Linked DNA regions of Homo sapiens: region 2 is linked to region 1. The links are chromatin contacts, found by Hi-C in ENCODE. All regions are on one chromosome and are shown on one strand. Each heading gives the region's core, a stretch centred on a gene start or an enhancer-like site at or near the end of the contact. The rest is flanking DNA. Distances are from core to core; before and after follow the strand shown.

Region 1 (6,770 bases), core at 1,191-3,690:
GCCTGAACCTGGGAGGCATAGGTTGCAGTGAGCTGAGATCATGCCACTGCACTCCAGCCTGGGTGACAGAGCGAGACTCTGTCTCGAAAAAAAAAAAAATTGTGGAAGGGACCGATTAAAAGTTTAGTGAGTAGAAAAATTTTGCATGCTAAAGTTTTGCTACTAAGTGTTGTCAAGGAGACAGAAGTGTAGCAGAAAGAATATGGAGTCAGACATATTTGTGTTCAAATTCCAGCCCTGTCAGTTATAGTTACGTGTACTTGGGCAAGTTACTTAAACTGCATTCCTCCTCAGTTTCCCATGTGTAAAACGAAGTTCTGTAAGGATTAACACAAATTAAAACCTAGTTCAGTGCCTGGTACACAGTAGGCACTAGATGAACAGTCCCTGTTGCTATTAGAATACCTGGAGTAGGGCCAGGCGTGGTGGCTCACGCCTCTAATCCCAGCCCTTTGGGAGGCCGAGGCAGGAGGATCACTTGCGGTCAGCAGTTCAAGACCAGCCTGGCCAACATGGCGAAACCCCGTCTCTATTAAAAATACAAAAATTAGCCAGGCATGGTGGCATGTGCCTGTAATCCCAGCTACTCGGGAGGATGAGGCAGGAGAATTGCTTGAACCCAGGAGGCGGAGGTTGCAGCGAGCCGAGATTGCACCATTGCACGGCAGCCTGGGCAATAGAACGAGACTCCATCTCTTAAAAAAAAAAAAAAAAAAAAAAGAATACCCTGAGTAAAGAGCGATTTCATTCAGAATCCCTAAGACTCTTGGGTAATGCATTGAATGTCTCCAAAACCCCACAGCAGACAGCCCTTATGCTGTACTAGTCATGCCCAAGCTCCCTCAGGTAACTAAGTTCTCCAGCACTGACAATTTCCTGCTTTTATCATATTCTGAAGGACCTAAATTCCATTCTCCCCCAAAGACATGATTTCACATAGTTCTTATATAGACAAGTGTTTCTCATGTTTTGCTATTCACTTTTCTTTCTTCAGTTTGGACTTTGCCAAACTTGGAATCTGGAAATCATAATTTCTCAATAAGATTTCAAAGCCCAAGTAGGAGACCACAATTTCTCATTCAATTCACTCCTTCAACAATGAAAGCACATACACTCTTTTAGTTCTTCAATGCTGTTTGAGCAGGATGCTGTCCACAGAGAATATTCTGGCCTTTTAGTCTGAGAAGAAAACATAAGGAAAACTAGAAAATGATTCTCAAACTGTTTTGCCTATAACCACTTCAAGTGGGCAAAAGATCCTGCAAACCAAGTACTCTATCTGCACATTCCATCCTTGCATTATGGGCTAAGCACTAGAGAGTAAAGTCCTCTATCATGCATGCTGGAAGAAGCCACTCCTGGGCAATTCTGAAATGTCATGTATTAAAGTAACTACAGACCAGGGTCAGAATCCAAAAGGGTAATCTAGGACAGAAAGGGCAAAAAGCCATTCATATACAAAGTACCTAAACGAGAGTCAATAAATACTGAAATAAACATTCTGGATACTTCAAATCTAAAGGATCCACATAGAATGAAAGCAGTGACTGACAAGGCACCAATCCCAGGGCCAGGCCAGGTTTCAAGGCGAGACAGCACGTAGTATCTGCGAAAACTTAAGCATAAAACATTTCTCTCCTTCAGATGCTGATCCGACACAAGTTAGGAAAGCGCTCGGTCTCAAGGAGACTCCCTTTCTTATTTCTGCTCCCACAAGCCTACTGTCTGCCTTTTCTGGAATCTACCTTCCCTTTAATTCAAGGCTTTGCTTTACTCCATTATCCCAGGGAGACCTCATTAGAAAGCAGCCGGCCTTCCTGCCCTCCCTCTTCAGACTTCTCACAACCTAGTTTAGTTATGGAGCTCAGCGATATATCGCCTTGGCTTTCCATCCCCCAGCCCTCTTCCATCCTCCCTCCCTTCCTTCAGTCGCTACAGCCGTGATTCCTATCTCCTTGAATTCCTCACTCTAATCTTTTTCCATCCACCCCACCCTATCCAGCCATGCTTCACTTCCTCATGGGTAGCTTTCCTGCATCCCCGTCCGATGTCTCCCTCAGGAGTTTTCTGCATCCTCCGGCCACAACTGAATCGGCAGACCTCGTTCCAAGCCTATTATACCCCTAACCCCCAAATGACCCCTAAGGCGTCTTCCCCGCCGTTAGTTGCCCCCGCGGTAGCCTCCCTCCCCCCTCCCGCTCGCGCCGCCCGGTCCTCCCTCAGCTGTCTCCCTCACCCCGTGACTCACCCGCATGCGAACCTCATAGGTGGTGAAGCGCGCGCGTCCCACGCCCACCGTCTGAGGATTAAAGATGTCGATCTCCAGGAAGTTACTTGGCGGCCCGTAAGCGTCGGTCAGGTCCTGCGGCTTCGAGTTAAGGCGCCGGGTATCAGCTACTGCCGTGTCCGACATCTTTCCGAAGGAGAGCCTGGGACCGGGGAAAGGGGGTGGGGGACAGAGGCCTGAGGCAGGAGCGCGCACGGCCCCTCCCGCTTGCAAAATAACTAGCCAACCCACAGGCGGCGGCGGCGCGCACGCGCGCCCACGCACGCACGCGCACGCCGCACGGGCCTGGGCCCCGGGCTCTGAATAGCGGCCGTGCTGACTGCTGCGCGCCCTGTAGAGTGGAGGCCATATTCAGGCTTCCGGGTGATGTTTGTGGCCACCCGGGAACCTGCATCCCCAATACGCAGTACCCAATACCCTGCCTAGCAGCACAGGCTGGCTCCGCCAATCGCGGCTCCTCAACCCAAGAAATTGTCTCGTACCGTGTATCAATCAACAGTGGGCACTGCCCCGTGAGCCAGGCTCCTACAGTGATAGGCCGAAGCCCAGTGACCTGAATAAGTCCTGGTTTTCCGCGAAAATAGAAGGGTGGTCTATGGAGGGTGGGGTTCCAACAATAGTACTGAGAACCTATAACGTAGCCGTCCCACCTGTGCCACTGATGGTTTCAGTTCACGCCACACACAATGGCGCACTCAGCACTACGTATGGCGCCAGGAAAGCAGCAAGCAACTAGGATGGGGTAAAGAAAGACATTTCTCTCTTACTTTTCAGGAAAATTGGGCATATCTTACTCCTTGTTGCCACACTCCAGGTGTACTCAATCTTACATTTATCAGCAAATTGAGGGTACTTATTTCATACCTTCTATTTCTACTCCGCAGAACTCCATACTTGGCACTGCTCTGAGGTTGCTTGCAACCCATAATGGAGATAGAATAAATGTTTACATGAGAATATCTATAGAAATATTAATATTTATATGACTAATTTACATATGCTCCACATTAAAGGGTAGACTGGGTGATGATTTCAGGTCATCCTTTCTCCACCTTTCCCCTGCCCTCCTCTACTCAAAAAATATTTCCCATATCACTGATGCCTGAAATTCTTTCAACAGAGTATGAGGCCCTACAATTTCACAATTGCTGTTTAATTCAATTTAACCAATATCCACTAAGCAAATACGTGCCAAGCACCATGCTAAACACTAAAATCCTGGAGTTAAATAAGAGTCCCTGCCCTCAAGGAGTTAACATTCTAGCAAGGGAGACAAGTAAACAAAACTAATATAATGCGACAAATACAAAATAAGTAAATGTTCAAAGCAGCACATAGGAAATGTATAACTGGAAAAATTAGGGGAGGTTCCCCTGGAGGAGGAAACATCTGAGTTTAACAGACATGAAAAGACATAAAGGACAAATAGGAGTGGAAATAGGGAAAGGTAATTTCTGGAATAAGAAACAGCATATGCAGGCCGGGCGCGGTGGCTCACACCTGTAATCCCAGCACTTTGGGAGGCCGAGGCAGGCAGATCACTTGAGGTCAAGAGTTCGAGATCAGCCTGGCCAACATGGTGAAACCCTGTCTCTATTAAAAATACAAAAATTAGCTGGGCATGGTGGCACACGCCTGTAATCCCAGCTACTCAGGAGGCTGAGGCAGGAGAATCGCTTGAACCCGGGAGGCAGAGGTTGCAGTGAGCTGAGATCATGCCACTGCACTCCATCCTGGGCAACAGAGCAAGACTCCATCAAAAAAAGAAAGAAAGAAAAGGAAAAGAAAAGAGAGAGAGAGAGAGAGCGAAAGAAAGAAAGAATACACAAAGTCCTTGCGATAAGAAACAGTGGAGCATTTTTAGGCATTTATCGCCAATTCAGACTGTGTGATGGAAGTGTTTAGAAAGGTAGACTGGCTAGGGATGGGCAGACAAAGGATGATCCGCTTATATTAAGTAAAGGATCTCTGACTTCATGATAGGTGATACAAAGCTTTCTGGTAGGTGATAGGGAGTCCCTGAAGGATCCTAAGCAGGAAAAATACATGATCAGATTTATGTTTTAGAAGAATTGTTTTGTAGACAACATGGAAGGTATATTTAAGTTGAATTATGAAGGTATTGACAATAAGACTCCGAATCAAGTGGTGATGGTGACAATGGAGAGGAGGGAAGAGATAGGAAAGAGATTGAAGAAATAAAATAGATACGACTTGTACGTGATTAGATATGGTGGTAGTATAGTGTAGGGCTTAAATGTGTGACCCATGAACTTAGGCTGCCTGGGTTTAAATCCTTGCTTTCTAGCTGTATAACCATGAGCAAATTATACAAACAGTTTTCCTCATCTGTAAAAAATGAGTTCAGTTTAGATAAATATGGGGTGTCTGTAGAACATCCAGGTGGAGATGTCCAGCGAGTAGCTGGAAATACTGGCCTGGAGCTCGAGGGCGAGGTCAGGGTTAGAGAGATAGAGATATGAGAGTCATCAGCATACCATGTAGAAAGAAAAACATGAAGAGGCAAGGACAGAAGATTTGAAAGTTGGTGAGGGCATGCAGTTTTGGTAGGAATGTGAATCGGTACAATCTTTCTGGGAAATAGATTGGCAGTATGTATTTTTTTTTTAAACTTTGACTTGAAGAAACTTGTAATACTGGTTGTCTCTGGAGAGCAGAACTGGAGAAAAGAAGTCACAGACGGCAGGGAGGGTTGTTTTTCATTAACTGTGTTTAAGTATAATGCCTTTGTATTTTTTATTTTTAATGTTATTTACCAAAATCTTTAACTCAAAAGTTTTACTTCCAATAATTTATCCTCAGAAAATAATCAGATAATCACATAAAGATACCAGTGTAAGGTTCTTGTTTTTAAGAGCAAATAATTGTTCATTTTCTGCAATATTTGTGTAGTCTTTTTTTCTAATTTGTGAATTTGCTTATATAACAAGTATTATAAAGGGGTAGTGGATTTTATATTTTACAAGGCTTTTTATCTTAGTCACTTCCATCATAAATTTCACTATCTTGTGTAAATGGCCTAATTTACAGTTCCCCTATCTATCCATTTAAAATAATTTCTTATGCTTGTTGATACAGAATGATGTCCATGAAAAAGTGAAAAAAGCTGGCAAAAAATATTGTAGTATGATATCACTTGTATTAATGTATATTTTATATATAATAATTAATATAAATAATTATAATTATAAATAATATAATGTAATATATAAATAATATAAACATATAATTATATATAATTAAATATAAATAATTATATATTTATATAATTATTATAGTTTATATTATATATAATTATTATATTTATATATTAATTTATATATATATTTATATTTATATATATTATATATAAATATATAATATTTATATATTATATATATAAATATATAATATTTATATATATTATATATAAATATATAATATTTATATATTTATATTTATATATCTATATCATTATATATAATTATTTATATATAAATATATTTATATATAAATATATAATATATAGATATATAAATATATATATAAATATATATTTATATATATAAATAATTATTTATATATAATTTTTAAAGTCTGGAAAGACATGCACCAAAATGTAGCAGCGGTTACCTCTGTGTGGTGGGGTTTCAGTTGGATTTTATATTTTTATAATTTTCTAAAGGATCTGATTTTTTAACAATAAACTTACATTTATTTTTTAACCAGAAAATGTAAAACTATTTCCATTTGGGAAAACCATTAAAGGGCAGGCACAGAAAAGAACAGCTTGTGGGCCGGGCACGGTGGCTCACGCCTGTAATCCCAGTACTTTGGGAGGCCAAGGCGGGCTGATTGCCTGAGTGCAGGAGTTTGCGACCAGCCTGGGCAACACGGTGAAAACCTGTCTCTACTAAAATACGAAAAATTAGACGGGCGAGGTGGCATGTGCCTGTAGTCCCAGCTACTTGGGAGGCCGAGGCAGGAGAATTGCTTGAACCCGGGAGGCGGAGGTTGCAGTGATCCGAGATCGAGCCACTGCACTCCAGCCAGGGCAACAGAGCAAGACTCCATCTTGGGGAAAAAAAAAAAAAAAAGCTCGTGAAGGAGATCAGGAAGGAGTGGTCAGAGAGGTAGGAAGAGAGCCAGAAGACAATAATGATCTGAAGACAACGAATAAAAATGTTTCTCAAAGGAGCAAATAGGTGGTTAATAGTGTTTAATATAGTAGAAAGGTCAAATAAGATAAGCCCTGAGAAATGTCCACTAGATTAAATAATTACTTAAATGAGAACAGTTTCAGTAGAGTCCTGGGAGTAGAATCCAGATCATAGTGAATTGAGAATTGAATCAGAGGTAAAGAAGTGGAAACATTTAGTAGAGAATCTTTTGAGAAACTTGCCTAAGAAAGAAATGTTGTAGCTAGAGAGCCATGCATAGTCAAAGAAGGATTTGTTTTTTAGGATAGGAGAGATTTAAATAT
Region 2 (6,770 bases), core at 1,888-4,387, 780 kb before region 1:
TGTAAGGGACTAGTGCATGATATTCAATAAATGTCAGTTGTCTTTCCTAACTAGGTTCCTCACAGGCTAGGTTATGCCTAGATATCATCATCCTCCTTTCAGGGAATGAAGCTCACCTAGAAAACTAGGGAACTAAAAGTGCAATATGGTTTGGGTAATGCAGTTGGTTAGCTGTCTCCCCATCCTCCCAACTCACTATTCCAGGGAGGGGCTGAAAACAGAAGTGGCTCCCCTGAAGTCTAGTTAGCATGTCATGACAGAGTCCACATGAAGGGCTGTGGGCTGCAACTTTCTAGTGCACAGTCCTCTCTTTTTGGCGATGATAATCTGAAGGAAAGAAGAAGAAAAGGAGGAACAGAGCAGGTTATCTTCACGCTTGAGCTCCTGATTCCCTATCCCCAACTTGTAGGGCCTCTAGTCATCAGTATTTAAAGAGTTCTTACTTAGGGCCCTGTCAGGAAAGTGAAAAAAGAAAGTGGCACTTACTGTAGGGAAAGAAGCGCACACGCATGCTGATTTCACGAGCTGTCTTCAGGATCTCAACAGCCTGGAAGGAACACAGCAGCTTGTACAAATGAAGAGATATGACCCAAGACAGAATCATAATAGGGGGAAAGGGATTTGCCACTCCAACCTGTGTGTCACTAATAGCTGCTTCCCTCCTGTACTTTCCCAGGAGAGGTGCTTACTTTCTCTCTCTCTTTTTGTTTGTTTGTTTGTTTGTTTTGAGACAGGGTCTTGCTGCGTTGCCTGGGCTGGTCTTAAATTCCTGGGCTCAAGTGATCCTCCCGCCTCAGCCTCCTAAGTAGCTGGGATTACAGGCGTGTACCACAGTGCCCAGCAAAATGCTTTCTTATTAAGTTACAGATTAGGCTACTCCTGTCCAATCTGTCCTATTTGAGATGGCTTCTTGCAGCACCACAGCCCAAGTACTGTGCTCACCTTGCTGTGCTCAATATCTTGGAAATCCACATCATTCACAGCTAGAACTTGGTCCCCTTCCTGCAGTCCTGCTCTATGTGCATCAGAGTCAGGAATCACCTGTTGGTAAAGAGAGAATACATGTGATTGGGATGCGATAATTTCAGAAGACTGTCAGTGAAATTCGGTGCTATTCAAATGTATGGTGCTATTGTTTTTCTGTGACAATGTATGCAGACAGATGGCCTGCCAAATGAAAAGTTTTAAGTGGGAAAGGGGGTGTCTCCATTATACCCCTTCTATGAATCCAGAGTCATCCTCTCAGCCCTTGGGACATTAGGGTTCTGCAATCTGTTAATTTAACAAAGGGAAGTAACGATCCATATTGCCTACTGGGCATAAATACCTTGGAGATGAAGATGCCTAGCTGGGAGGCCTTTCCTCCTCGGATGTTAAATCCCAACTGTAAGACAAGAGCACAGAATGGGGGCTCAATGGAGACCACAAACACAAGAACAACTAGTAGCATCATCGTACAATAGCTCAGCTTGTGTGTCCCTGAGAGGAAAGTCAGAAGTTGCAGAAGTGTTATCTCAGCTTTTCTGTCCACAAGAAGGAAAGTTTCCTCACATCTGCACCTGCTTTCCAATCCATCCCCCCAACACTGCCAATTTGTGGTATGGATGAATCTAGCCTGAAATAAGGTTTCATAAGTTCACCTGAGCTCCAGGAGGCTTCTTCAGTGTGATGGTTCGGGGCAGAAACTGGGTCAACTCATTGTTGTAGTCCGGGTGGTGTACCCTCTGCAAGACACAGCAACCCCAGAAATTTTACCAGTCTTACTTCACACCTACCTTCATCTGAAACACTAATGAATTACCCTGAAGTCAGGAAAAGGAAAGGTCATAGACTTAATTTAAGTAGAACAGATAACACAGACTAAATGAGTAGATGGATAGCACTGGGGCAGCCCAGTAGCTCCCCATTTCTTCACCTTTTTTTTTTTTTTTTGAGATGGAGTTTTGCTCTTGTTGCCCAGGCTGGAGTGCAATGGCTCAATCTCAGCTCACCGCAACCTCTGCCTCCCAGGTTCAAGCAATTCTCCCGCCTCAGCCTCCCTAGTAGCTGGGATTACAGGCATGTGCCACCACGCCCGGCTAATTTTGTATTTTTAGTAGAGACGCGGTTTCTCCATGTTGGTCAGGCTGGTCTCGAACTCCCAACCTCAGGTGATCCGCCTGTTTCGGCCTCCCAAAGTGCTGGGATTACAGGCATGAGCCACCGCGCTGAACCTCTTAACAGTATGGAAATGAAGGCTCCAAATTTCCAGAATTAACCGGTGTGAACAGACCCTAGCAGGAGGCTTCCATAAAGAAGTTCCCAATGGGTCCTGTTGCTCAGAATCCAGCTTCTGGGTCCTCTGGCTACAAGTGCTAAGATTCACTCTCCGTTTCGCCTTCTAACCCTGCTATCCTACCTTTCATGCATCATCTCATGCCCACGGGGAAAAAAATCTCCTACTCAGGAATACAGATGGTTCCCACCTCATGAGGAGGAATCCATGCTGGAGGATTCTCATAGGCAGGCAAGAAAACCACCGGGTAGTCATCATAAGGAATCCGGCTGTCCATCTCGGGCAAGGCCCTGGAAGAGTGAATCAGAACAGACAAAAAGTGGTTCAAAAGGGAGAGCAGCCCAGCAAGTTTCAGACAGCAGCTCCAACCCATTCCAAGGCAGTCAGTCTACAGGCCCAGCCCATATCTAGGTGTTAAGGTTGGAGGAGAGAAGGAAGACAGAAGAAAACTCTTAACTTAGCTAAACATCTTCTGGATGCCAAGCAACCTGTCAGGTACTCTAGAAAGAGGACCTCATTTTTCACAATCCTGCAAAACAGATGTTACCGTCTCAAACCTGGAGAAGAGGAAATCAGGGTCGAGTCTAAAAAGATCTACTTTCGAAGCCCAAGGGAGTGTTAACTATCCGCAGGGACTCGGGGCAAGGCACCGCCCCACATTTCCTAGATGTGATTAGTAATGGTAGGGTCCTTAGATCGACCCTTCCTTCACCTGACCAGCCACCTCCCACGTCCCCGCCCCACATTCTGCCTGAGACCCGCACTCTCAGCCGCATAAACGCCGCACCACCTCACCAGTGGGCAGTCCACAGCGACCTCAGACTCCGCTCACTGACAATTCAGTCTGGGAACCGGAAGCGGATGCTCCGCAGGGTCGAAAAGAGGCCGGGCCAGGGTGCAACGAGCTGACCCTCCCCTTCCCACCGCGCCGGCCTGCGCGCGCCGACGTGCGCGCTCCGCCCTCGGGCAGTCCGCACTGCAATTGGTTGGCGTCTCCGGGACGGATTTGAAACTTGGCGGTTAAAGCTCCGGCTGGGACAGGGCGGCGGGAGGCCCAGGGAGAACGGGGAAGGGACATTTAGTTTGGTGAGTTACGGGGGCACACCTTAGCTCAGAACCTGTTTTTACCCAGTACCCTAGGGCTTTGGTTCTTTGTCGCCGTCCCCGTTGGAGTTTTTTCTTTGCCTTTCAGAAGCCCGTGCACTCTCTTTAGAGTGCAGGGCTGACGGGCGGTCCAGCCCTGGCCAAGTCATGGAGCGTGAATCTCCCAAGTCAGTGTTCCCGCTGAGGAGGGTCGGAACCGGGGAGGACGCCCTCCCACCCCTGCTGACCTACTAACATTCATCAGCGAGCCTTCTTTTTCCCCCTCGCAGAGACGGTGCTGAGATAGGATCATGAAGGAAGAGGTGAAGGGAATTCCCGTAAGAGTGGCGCTGCGTTGTCGCCCTCTGGTCCCCAAAGAGATTAGCGAGGGCTGCCAGATGTGCCTTTCCTTCGTGCCCGGAGAGCCTCAGGTGCGTAGCAGAGTCCAGAGCCTGTGTCTGAACAGCTGGGGCCAAATGGTAACGAGGGGTGTGGTCTTGCCTTTCATTTTTAACCTTACGCCTTGTCCCGTGCCTTCTCTAGGTGGTGGTTGGTACAGATAAATCCTTCACCTACGATTTTGTATTTGATCCCTCTACTGAACAGGAAGAAGTCTTCAATACAGCAGTAGCGCCACTCATAAAAGGTGTATTTAAAGGTAAGGCGATTTGATTCCTCGAACGTAACATATATATTCCTTGAGCATATACTATGTGCCAAGCACTGTGCTTGGGCACTGCAAATACAGGAATCGATGAATCATGATTCCTGCCTTCAAGAAGCCCTTAGCCTAATAACATTTGTCAACGTCTCTGTACCCTTGAAGCTAGTTTTATTCTGTATTTGCTTTATGTGGTTCTGTTCATCTTTGACTTGTATATGTTTGTTTATCCTGGAACTTCATTAGATTATAAACTCTGTGGTGGTTGCTGATGGTGATAAGTGTGCCAACCTACTTGAGGCCCAGGCACTGCAAAGCTTGTTGAGGGATTCAGGTGATAAATAATATAGCTTCGAGGCCCTGAAGGAGTTCAAAGTCCAGGGGATAGGAATGGAGATAGATGACTACATAAATAATTTTGAATATATAAAAATTTTTAAATTTTTTGTACCTATCTTTTAGAAGAAAAATTTTTCAAGTTAAAAATATACAACAGAGTCAGTCCTATGGAAGTAGTAGCTCTGCTCTCATACAAAGTGGTATGAAAAACAAAAGGATGGCTCTAACTCTGCTTGGGGAATTTGGGGTGAATTTCACAGAGTGGGAAAACTTTGAGATGGGTCTTGAATAATGAGTATACTTCTTTTAGGTGGAGAAGGGGAGTGCCTAAAGCCTCTGAATACTATCACCAGTTAATAATCTTTACTGGGGAAGCTAAGTCTTTAATGCTGTTGAGGACCATAGCAGGGTTCTAAAGAAGGGAGCAGTGCCTGAGAGATGTCTAATTATTATTCTAATACAGTGGTTATTCAAGATTCAAAACAGAGGTTCGTTTAAAAGAAGTAGAATCATGGCATGCTAGTGCCTTAAAGTTGAAAGAGACATTTGTATATCATCTAGTTTGTTTTTCATCCAAAGAAAAATGCGTTCTAACAATATCTGTTAGGTGAACTGCCAGTGTCTAAAATTTTTTTGACAGGGAACTCACTGACTCACAGGTAGTCCAGTTGAGATTTGGGTTTTGGACAAGTCTAATTATGTTATAAAGATCTTTATAATGAGATGAAATTTGCTTCCTGGTAATTTCTACCCAGTGATGTTAGTTCATTCCTTTAGAAGCCTTCTTCTAGGCAACAGCTATTCACATATTTTTTCACGTTTTTTTGTTTAATGATATGGCTCAAGGAACACTGAAATTTTTGTTTCAAAATTTTAAGATATTAATGCAATAATTTCAAACGTATAGAATGTTGCAAGAACAGCATAAAAAACATTTTTTCCCTGAACCATTTGAGATGAATCATTGGCCTGATAACCCCCCATACTTTAGTGTATATTTCCTACAAAAAAGGACTTTCTTCTAAGTTACCACAATACAACCATCAAAACAATAAAATTTGCACTGCTACATTACTACCATCTATTCCTGAAACCCCATTCAAGTTTCACCAATTGTCCCAGTAAATATTTTATGGCAAAAAGATCTAGTTCAAAATCACGTTTTATTTAGTTTTGCTGTCTCTTTAGTCTCCATTCTAAAACAGTTCTTTAGTCTTTTTTTGACTTTTATGAGTTTGACACTTTGAAGATTACAGGCCAGTTATTTTGTAAACCTTTTCTCAATATTGTTTTGTCTGGCATTTACTTATGATTAGATTCAGGTTGTGTATCTTTTAGCAGGAATATCACAGAAGTGGTGCTGTTTTCTTCTCACTGAAGCCTATTGGGCAGCACATGATTTTGATTTATTCTATTACTACTGATGTTCATTTTGATCATTTGATTAAGGTGTTAATCTGCTGGGCTTCTCCACTATAATCTTTTTCCTTTTTACATACAGTATTTGGAAAACCGTTAAGTGTTTCTACCTAATTCTCTTCAATTATCCCCGCCTTTCCTTTAGCCATTCCTGAAACAATATGCTTTTCAGACCCTGCACTATCTGGTCAGATTCCTCAGGCTATACCTCCACAGCTTAGTAAGAGCACCACAGTTCTACTTTTACATTCTTAACTTGGGAAACTGATAGAATTAAATTATGTTCTTTAAAGGCAACATAAAGTAGAAAGTGATTCCAATATACATGTGTTTGCTTAACATTACCCTTGGTTGCAAAAACAAAGTCAATATTTTTTATAGTCAGCTCAACAGCACCCTCTTGTACTCTGAACTCCTGGTACCACAGAGCCCTAAGTATTTTGTAAAAACTACTAAAACCTCATTTCCCAAGTTATTGCTATCTGCACATATCTGTGGTATTGCAGAAAATTATGGAATGTTATTCTCTTGCCCCATAGTCATGCCAGCTGATACCAGCGGTCTATTACAGTGAAAATCTCAATTTAGCATCTTCTTATGATCCTTCATTTAGACCAACAAGTTTTTTCAAAACTTCAAAGTTTTCATTTAGATTAAAACGTTGTTTCAAAGTTTAAAGGGTTTTTTCCTTCAGACTGCAAAATTATCTTGGTAAATAGCAGATAACAGCTTTGACATAAATATGATGATCATTTAACAGAGAAAGCTTGCTTTGTGTTCCTTGACAACATGTCTGCCACACTAATAAGGAACAGACTTCCCTAAGGTCATTATTTTTTTCACCTTGAAGTAAATTTGCATTTGTAGTTCCTTTTAGGTGCCATGCTTATAGTTTTAGAAGCTACTACTGTACAATTAAGTAGCAAGTTATAATTATGCATCAGTTAACGACAGGGATACCTTCTGAGAAGTGCATTATTAGGCGGTTTTGTC

Evidence for each region. A loop is a pair of places that touch in the nucleus more often than their neighbours do. Pooled maps may share reads with other maps.
Region 2: a loop to region 1 is called in a pooled map, with 9 times the contacts of the local background. The contact joins the promoter of PDZD11 here to the promoter of SNX12 in region 1. A Hi-C loop is called at or near these places in 5 of 50 pooled maps.

Annotation. Positions count from the first base shown.
Region 1 is chrX:71,065,894-71,072,663 of GRCh38, forward strand. It overlaps SNX12 (sorting nexin 12), which reads right to left and starts at 2,441. Exons shown (of 4, transcript NM_013346.4): 1 at 2,249-2,441. The coding sequence starts at 2,413. RefSeq lists silencers at 2,404-2,597, 2,437-2,656.
Region 2 is chrX:70,286,790-70,293,559 of GRCh38, forward strand. PDZD11 (PDZ domain containing 11) reads right to left here and starts at 3,138. Exons shown (of 7, transcript NM_016484.5): 1 at 3,071-3,138; 2 at 2,466-2,565; 3 at 1,641-1,724; 4 at 1,328-1,384; 5 at 943-1,041; 6 at 487-547; 7 at 1-327. The coding sequence starts at 2,552. The coding sequence ends at 293. It overlaps KIF4A (kinesin family member 4A), which reads left to right and starts at 3,315. Exons shown (of 31, transcript NM_012310.5): 1 at 3,315-3,361; 2 at 3,649-3,789; 3 at 3,902-4,016. The coding sequence starts at 3,670. RefSeq lists a silencer at 3,116-3,295.